Linked DNA regions of Homo sapiens: region 2 is linked to region 1. Evidence: chromatin loops called from intact Hi-C (ENCODE). Cell type or tissue: endothelial cell of umbilical vein. All regions are shown on one strand. Links, peaks and the distances in the headings refer to the core of each region. The heading gives the core; the rest is flanking DNA. Region 1 has its middle 16 kb from the start of RAB32. Region 2 overlaps GRM1 (glutamate metabotropic receptor 1).

What was found. Hi-C counts contacts between places; a loop is a spot of excess contacts. Peaks named below come from ENCODE experiments on the same cell type or tissue, not always from the same donor. Only the 100,000 strongest peaks of a DNase experiment are listed, where the experiment ranks them.
Region 2: it touches region 1 in a loop (3-fold over the local background); 9 of 110 quality-filtered maps call a loop at or near these places.

The regions. Positions count from the first base shown.
Region 1 is chr6:146,525,295-146,529,701 of GRCh38, forward strand. No RefSeq gene overlaps it. Among named protein-coding and RNA genes, the nearest start is that of RAB32, 16 kb to the right of the region's middle. In endothelial cell of umbilical vein, for the core only: no CTCF peak of the experiment used is centred there; no DNase peak of the experiment used is centred there.
Region 2 is chr6:146,050,412-146,054,818 of GRCh38, forward strand. All of the region lies in intron 1 of GRM1 (glutamate metabotropic receptor 1), which reads left to right. Among named protein-coding and RNA genes, the nearest start is that of GRM1, 24 kb to the left of the region's middle. In endothelial cell of umbilical vein, for the core only: no CTCF peak of the experiment used is centred there; no DNase peak of the experiment used is centred there; H3K27ac peaks cover 532 bases.

The sequences.
Region 1 (4,407 bases), core at 236-4,235:
CCAAACCTATACTAGATTTCACAAGACTGAAAATAAACCTTTTCCAGGTTAAGCAACTGTAATTTCAGGATTGTTTGTTAATGAAGTTTAATGTAGATTTATCTGATTACTATATCACCTTAAAGGGACAACAATTTTGGTTGTATTCAGCACTTTATACTCTAGTTGAACAATTCCTGGGATAGAACAGGTGTTCAGAAATATTTTAGTACCAAATTGGTAAAAGGTAAAGGGAATTATTAACTCAGTTTTATTTTTCTTTTCAGAATATATCTGTCCAATTATGACTAGTATGCTGGGTCTGGCCTCATGGTTTTAAAACTGGCCCAAGTGTCCCATGGAACTGATGTTTATGGTCTATTTTGAATAAGCATAAAAATTGATCCTCCCACTCTTGAAACTTGAGAAAGTTACATTTGTCTTATCTGAGTTCCTTTCTCAGGAACCAACCATCAGGCCTCCCATATTGTATCAAGGAACTGAAACTTACCAGATCACTGCATCTGGACAATGAAAGCACAGGTGCCTTACCTGTCATGATTGCCTGACTAATTGATTCCTGTTAACCAACTCCTCTTCCTTACCCCTTCCTAATTCCTGTTTTCCCACACATGCTTACAATTCTTCCCTACAATATAAACCCCTAATTTTAGTCAGTCGGGGAGATGGATTTGAGACTGATCTCCCGTCTCCTTAACTACAGCACCTGATTAAAGCCTTCTTTCCTGGCAATACTTGTCTCAGTGACTGGCTTTCTGTGCAGCAAGCAACAGTACCTAGACTGCAGCAAGCAACAGGACCTCGACCTAGACCGACTTGGTAACAGTTTTGTTTTCAAAAGGTCAGAGCCTGGAAATTTTGACTGTGACATTTTGTGATGTATAATCCTTCAACACACATTTAAATAATGTGTATCAAATCTTGAAACCCCCTTGATCTTCCCACTGACCCAAAATGCCATAACCACATACACTGGACAATACACTGTGGACACTTCATGTTCTTTTGCTACAAGGAAATTCCTAGGTAAATTAGTTATGAGTTCCAGGACATTTGCTGTCACTACTCAGCAGGCTTGCATTTGCAAAGCTTGCCCTCTTGAGGCCAAACAGTTCCAATTTATAAATTGTTATGCCTGGATAATAGAGATTAGTCTACATATCTCTTTAAAGCTACTGACTGATGAGGGCCAGAATCTGTGGCATTGCAGACTGGTGAAGAGCAAGGACTCTAAAATAGGATGTCTGGGTTTGTGTCTGGGAGTTACTACCTCTTGTCAGTATCATCATGAACTTCCTTTCCTTTATCCATAAAATATGGATTATAAAAGTACCCATGTTACAGTGATGTTCAATTAAGTGTATTAATACATGTACAGGGTTTAAAATAATATTTACCACACAACAAGTGTTTAAATAAAATGAACTAATATTATGTACAGTGACACTAAACTAGTATCTAGACATGATTTACTCATAGGGCTATATTAACTAGACAAGCAGCTGCTATTTTTTTTTTTTTTTTTGAGACGTAGTCTTACTCTGTCGCCAGGCTGGAGTGCAGTGGCGCAAACTCAGCTCACCGCAACCTCCACCTCCCAGGTTCAAGCATTCTCCTCCCTCAATCTCCCGAGTAGCTGGGACTACAAGTGTGCACCACTACACCCAGCAGCTGCTATTCTTAAAGGGGCTATATGTTTATCAACTAACATTTCAAAATGTATTTGAAACAGATAAAAATAAAAGTCTCAACACATGATTATAATCTGTGTTGAAATGTGCCTCCCAAGTCATATAATTCTATACATGACTCCATAAAGCCATGAAGACATTCATACATGACAGACTAAGATGTGTAAATATTCACATGCCAAATTATATTCTTGAATGATTTAGAGAGAAAAGAGGCATTTATTAAATATTCTTTCTCCCATTTTTTCTATTTCCTTTCAAAATTTCCAGGCAATCGAATAAACATTGCAATGACTTTTTTAGACATGAAAATCATATTGCAGATAAATAAAATAAATTTATTCAAAAATGGCCTTTAGCAGATCCAAAAAGTATATTCAAATCAATATAAGAATAAGTTGTAAAATTGACCTTTGTGCATTCTCTGGAAGATTTGGTCAACTAGCTCTGTGAATAAATAATTTAAAAAAATGCATCCTGCCTGCACACCACCGTGGGGCCTCCCCAAAGAGCATGCAATATAAAATATAATATCCTAAACTGAAAAGAGATTATAATCATATTTGGCTCTCTGATATCATGAATATAAGATTCTCCTGCACAATGTAGAAACAGAAGGCAATAAACAGAATTGTCCATACTGGCTAGAATTCCATTTATATTTTGCCAAGCTTTTCTACATTAATTGTGGCAAATTATGTGAAATAAACATAGAATTACAATGGAAATAGTTAGGTAAGAATACGTAACCTGTAAAAAATTATTGTAAAATGTAATTGCCTGATATATTTAAGGTATTTATAATTACTTAAAATCATGTTACTAATAGGGGCACTTTTCTGCTTTTGTTCTTAATCACATTACTATAGAAACCTAAGAAAAATGAGAAGTTGATCATTCAAACAGAAGATATTGAGAAAACACACACATACACAGCAATGAACTCTGCAGGGCACACAGTAAGTATTCAATAGCTTCTTAAAGTAAGATTAATTTTTGCATATTTTACACATCTGCATGTTTACAAATATTATCTATATATCACTTTGTGCAGAAATCAGGGCATATATTCTAACTGCAGTTAAAGCATAGACATTAAAAAAAAGATAAAGAAGAAAATCCTACCATTTACAACAACATGGATGAACTTAGAGGACACCACGGTGGGTGACATAACACAGTCACAGAAGGACAAGTACTGCATGATTCTGCTTATATGAGGTATATGAAATAATCAAATTAATAGATTCAGAGAGTAGAATGGTGGTTGCTATGAGCTGGGGTATGGAAAAATGGGGAGTTGTTCAGTGAGTATAAAGTCTCAGTTGTACAAGATAAATATGTCTAGAGATCTTCTGTCACTGAGAAGATTTAAACAGGGTTGAGGCATGATTTGATTTTAATTTTATAAATATTATTCTGATTTCTGTTAAATATGGTAAGTTGAACACATGCGTTTATCATCATTTGCTTTGAAAATTCCAGTAACATGACAAGAGATTAATTTAAAAAGTTGCAAACTCAAAAGATCAAATTAGGCCAGGAGATGGAACAATAGGAAATGAGAAATAGCTACACGTACTTTGAAGGTGGAAAGCATACAGACAGTGGTAACTGACACACAGATGAGACTGCAGAAGTCTAGGCATTCATGAGACACTTATAAGAAACAAGGGAATTGGATTTTTCTGTTATCACACTACTAATAAAGACATACCTGAGAATGGATAATTTATAAAGGAAAGAGGTTTAATTGACTCACAGTTCCACATGCCTGGGGAGGCCTCACAGTCATGGCAGAAGGCGAATGAGGAGCTAAGTCACATCTTACATGGAAGCAGGCAAGAGAGCTTGTGCACGGGATCTCCCATTTATAAAACCATAAGATCTCGTGAGACTTATTCACTATGATGAGGACAGCATGGGAAAAACCTGCCCCTATGATTCAATTATCTCCATCTGGCCCCACCCTTGACATGTGTGGATTATTACAATTCAAGGTGAGATTTGGGTGGGGACACAGCCAAACCATAGCAGGAATTTATAGTGCAAACCTAGAAAAGCTCAGGAACTGAACAAACAGATTCTAATGAAGGCAAATGGAGACTGTAAGGTGGACTCTCCACAGTTTAGAGTTAGTTTAAAGTCACTATTAAGTTCAATTACTTGCTGAGACCTTTTCTGCATTCTGGTACAACAGACTACTACCCATTCATACTCCTAAAAAATACATAAGGTTGTTATCAGGGAGAATTGCACTGGAGAGGACATCAAGTAGGGTGCAATGAAGGGCAAAGTACCATACTGATAGAGGGTTAGTGGGTGAAAGGCTGTGTACTGAACATTGAGAATTCCATGCCCTCTAGCTAGACACCAGGCTTATTTCTCTCATAAAGGAGACTCAGATTCTTTCCTGGAGAAAATGAGCAGCCAAAGAGGAAAGATCTAAAAGATCTATAGATACTGACATGGAGTGGGGCAACAAAGTAGGCGGGTCTCCCTTCCAGCTATCCTGCAGTAAAACTTACCAGGCAATAATCCCTTGCCATGCTCACAGAACTTTCAGTTAATGATAGTGCTTCACTCTTGAATCAATGTAGTATTTGGCATTTAAGGATAGCCTCCCATATATAAGACAGAGACATAATAAAGAGTAAAAAACTCCAAGAAACAGAGAAGCATAGAAAGCAGAACAAAAAACTTTAAAAAGAGAGAA
Region 2 (4,407 bases), core at 75-4,074, 480 kb before region 1:
GATTTGTTTTAAAGCACACTTGATCCTTGAAAAACCTTCAAACACAGTAACTCCTGGAAATGATGATAAAAAGACATGCCTTCTTTTCTTCTGTATTTAGAACAATTCTATAATTAAAAGAAACAAACATATCCATATTTCTAAAAACAAGGGATATTTTTAAGAGGGGGGAGGGGAAGAAAAGCTATATCTTCTCTTTGGAAATTTCCAGGGCATTAGTAATGGGAGTTTACTGCATTTTGAAATTTGACAATACTCTTAGCTGCTCATTCTCCAAAGCAGAATCTACACACTGCCAATTAATTTTCCATTGTAGTGTTAGTTCATGCAGAAGCCAGCCTCTCTTACTTAGTCCCTAGTGTGATTACGGCATATGCCTATGAGATTCCTGTTTGTTTGTTCATTTGCTTTTGTGGAAGGAATTCCGGTATTAGGCTCATTTGATTGGACCAAATAAAGCTGATGACCTGTGAACCTGTGATCCAGTGAGGAGGATACATAGAGTCTATGGTTTCATAACAGAGCGTTGCAATCAACCCTTCCTGGGAAGGTCTACCAGTGACTTTGGCTTACCAAAAGAGCTACTAGCCTTTTAAATTTTGGTTCCTCCATTTGTAGTTATAGTTCAAGCAGACACATAATAAAAAGTCTGGGTATGAAGGAGGGGGATTAGTGGTTAATAAGGAGACTTGGACTCAGACACATCTGCTTTCTTACCCTATCTTAGAGCCGTGTGACTTTAGGTGAGTCACTGAGACTCTCTAAACCTACTCCTCAAATCTGCAAACCAGAGATTATAATTGTACTTACTTCTCATGCAGCTAACAAGATAATGGCTAGCATATAATAAGAACTCAATAAAATACATAAACATACACACATAAGCTAATAAGGTGGTGGTCTGATATTGTGTATCCTACAGTGGTTAGCTTCTATTGGAAGTGACTTCCCCTCCATCTGTAAATATGATACAGTGCTCATCCTAAGTCTTTTTCAGAGACCTACACTGGAGCTAGCACATAATTTACTGATAAAGGGGAAAAGAGGAAGATTCATATAGAGAATAGACTGAGAGCCTCTTAGGCATCTAACTGCTCCCATCCCTTGACTGCTTTGCATCTGGAAAATTTGCAGTGTTTAATATGCTCCTGTTAAAAGGTAATGCCTTTGGAAAATATAGCACTTAAAGCTATGATCAGTTATGACTTCAAGATTTTCAGATAAGTGGTTAGGGGGTCATGACAGAGTAGTGCCTGCAGCGGGGAGCCAGTCCTTCACAGGCCAGTTGGAAGACATCAAAGGTTATTCCTATTTCATAATTGTTAGTGGATTTTAGCTATGAACATATGTATAGCATTTCCTGAAGTTTCCTGAGAATCATCTTTAATCATCATCACTACTGTTTCCCAAGCACCCTTATATAATCTTCTTGGTTTATATAAACTAATGGCTTCTACTCTGTACAAGGTTGCGATTTGAAAAGGCACTGGGAAGAAAATACCAGTTGCAAAGGGTGGTGGAGGCTGAAGTCATGTCAACAAGATCATAAGGCTGAAACCAGATATTTGTAATGCTGCTTGTAACTTTCTCGAGAGTAGGATATATCTTATATCTCTTCTGATTTATATAGCACTTATTACAACTCCTTGTACATAGGCTGAAAATGTTAGTTTAAATAAATTGACATTACAAAGTAGGATTTTTTTAAATTTTAAATCAGAGTTGTGAGGCTGTGAGGAAAACATGTTCTTTATTTGTCTGAGGGAAAGAATTAGAGATTGGGAGCAATTTCTGTAACCAAACTTTCCTCAATATTATATTTACTTTATTACATTCCATTTTCTTAGTCATTTATGGGCCATAAATTCAGCCTCTCTGTTGTTTATAACTTAAGTTTTTATTTTTTAATTTTTGTTTAGGGCACTGGTTGTCACTTCTGGCTGCTCATTACATTTATCTAGGGAGCTTTAAAACCTATAGATGCCCAGCCCCAGCCGTGGAGGCTCTGCTGGAGCCTGGAAATCAGACTCAGGTGTTCACAGCCCTTCCCATGGGGAGAAGGATGGGGAGTTAGGGAGAGAAAGGGGTAAAGAGTGTGTCTAGCATTGCAAATGTATAGGGTGAGTCTGCCTAGTATCATCTGGTATCACCTATCCCATCCCACTCAGCCATGGGTCTCCTTGCCATCCTTGAGCACATGAAGGATGTACCCTCATTAATGCCTTGGTGTTGGCTGTTTCCTCCAGCTGAAATCCACTTTCTTCAGCTATTTTTGTGGCTGGCTGCTTCTTTTCATTTAGATCTTAATTCAAATATCATTTCCTCAGGAATCCCTTCTCTATATAAAGTATAACCCTTCCCCTTTCACTTTCTATCCTGTTGCTTTGTTGTGTTTACTTTGTGCCATTTCCTACTATTGGAAATTATCTCATTTATGCAATTCTTTACATATTTGTTGTTATACTCACCTACTAACAGGACACCGTCATATTTCCAGAACCTAGAACAATGCCTGATGCCCCAAAAGCTTGAAGTATACATTTTTGAAATAAAAAAACCCCGGGGTTTTATGTTTATAACAGGAAAGACAAATATGTGACTAGACATTGCTAATTGACCTACGGTACCCTTTCTCCCAGATTCTGTAACATAGTTCTCAGCACCATTCTCAGTTATCCATCATTAGCCTTCAGATGGAAACTTCTTTTATACCCCTGGTTTAAAAAGTAATTTTTTGTACCTAGCTTATTTCATTTAGGAAATTAAGGCTCAAATAGGTTTAGCAAATTTTATTTTTTTATTCTTTCTTTTAAATCATTCACTTCACAATACTTATTGAGAATTTAGAATACAAGAAGCAATATTTTGTACAAGGTTTTGCCCAACATGTCTCCAGAACTTTGATTTTGTGCTATGCTTGGTCATAATATATTTTTCAATATATATTTGCAGAATTTAATTCAATAGAGAGCTTAAAACTGATTTAAATTACTTTATGTAAGGCATATATGACAAATGTAGGTGGGATGATTATAATGTAGATTATAGGATCGACTTAGAGGCTGAAGGGATTTCAGATTATCTATTCCAGGAACCTCATTTTGCAGATGAGGAAGTTAAAAACCGAGATATAATAGTTTGTTTTTCATGCATGCTTGAAGGATGAATAAAGGACTGATGGACTGAATCCTGCTGAACGTTATGTGAGTTTTTTTGTGGCACAGCAGATCTCTGAACCCAGTTCTTGGTCCAGGGCTCTTTCATCCCCACCTGTGATCCCCAAATGCATGCAATTAGAAACATCTGGGGATATTGCAAAACATGCTGGGAATGGTGTTCTGGGACTCATATTTTTATAATCCCCTTCCTCCTTAGGTAATTCTGCTGCACAGCCAAATTTGGGACCACTATGTACGTGATATTATTAGTATATGAATGTGCCTCAGTTTTAACTGAAGAGATAAGGAGGTTCCATATAATGTATGGAGAATACCATTTGTAGGACTTTCAAAGAAACCCTCTACTTTTTGCTTAGCTACACAGTACCAGTCTGAGCTAAATCTCAATAAACTAAAGACTTGCTTCTGACATTTAATTAAATCCAACAGTTATTGACTATGAGAGATAAAAAATGAATAAGATATACTTCTTAATATAGATTATTTAAATCCTGCTTAAATAGAGGACAATAAATTACAGAACCTTGATATTCCCCTGAATTTTAGATACTCATGATTTGTTGGGCTGTCAGCAATGTGTCTTATACCTTGCAAGGTGCACAGGGATGTTTGATTTGTTCTGATTTACTCTCACATGAAAGTATCAGCTTTTTCACTTAAACTGTCATGGAATTATCTACCAGTACTCAAAGTACTCTTTCATTATTTACATTCTCTGGATGATTGGAAGAAGAAATGGAAAACAAGCATCATATATTTTCTCTCCCATATTTTCAGATTGAGCAGTGATATATTTCATTATATAAAATATAATAATTATAAAACAGATTTAATTTTTCTATGGAGGTAGCAAGCTGTTTCCATAGCAAGCTCTGCTTTTCCTGACCAGCTTTCCCTTTCTGTACCTTATATTTTATCCAAAATTATCTGTCAGCAGTAAAATATTCTATCCATAGACAATTCTCTATATGCTCTTCACAGAATGTTCAGCCTAACATAGTTTATGTCAGGGGGCATAGACATTCATTTCTCACATTTATGGAGAGGAGAAAGGGAAAGAAACATTTTAGACGGTTGTTAGACTCCAACAGCCATTGGGAGATCCAATGTACACTGGGTGCAATATATATTTTTATATTTGTTTTTTAATGCTCTACCAGAAATGTTTTATAGAAAGAATAGGACAAAGATTCAACTGACAGAACAACATATGTGTGTATAATTTTTC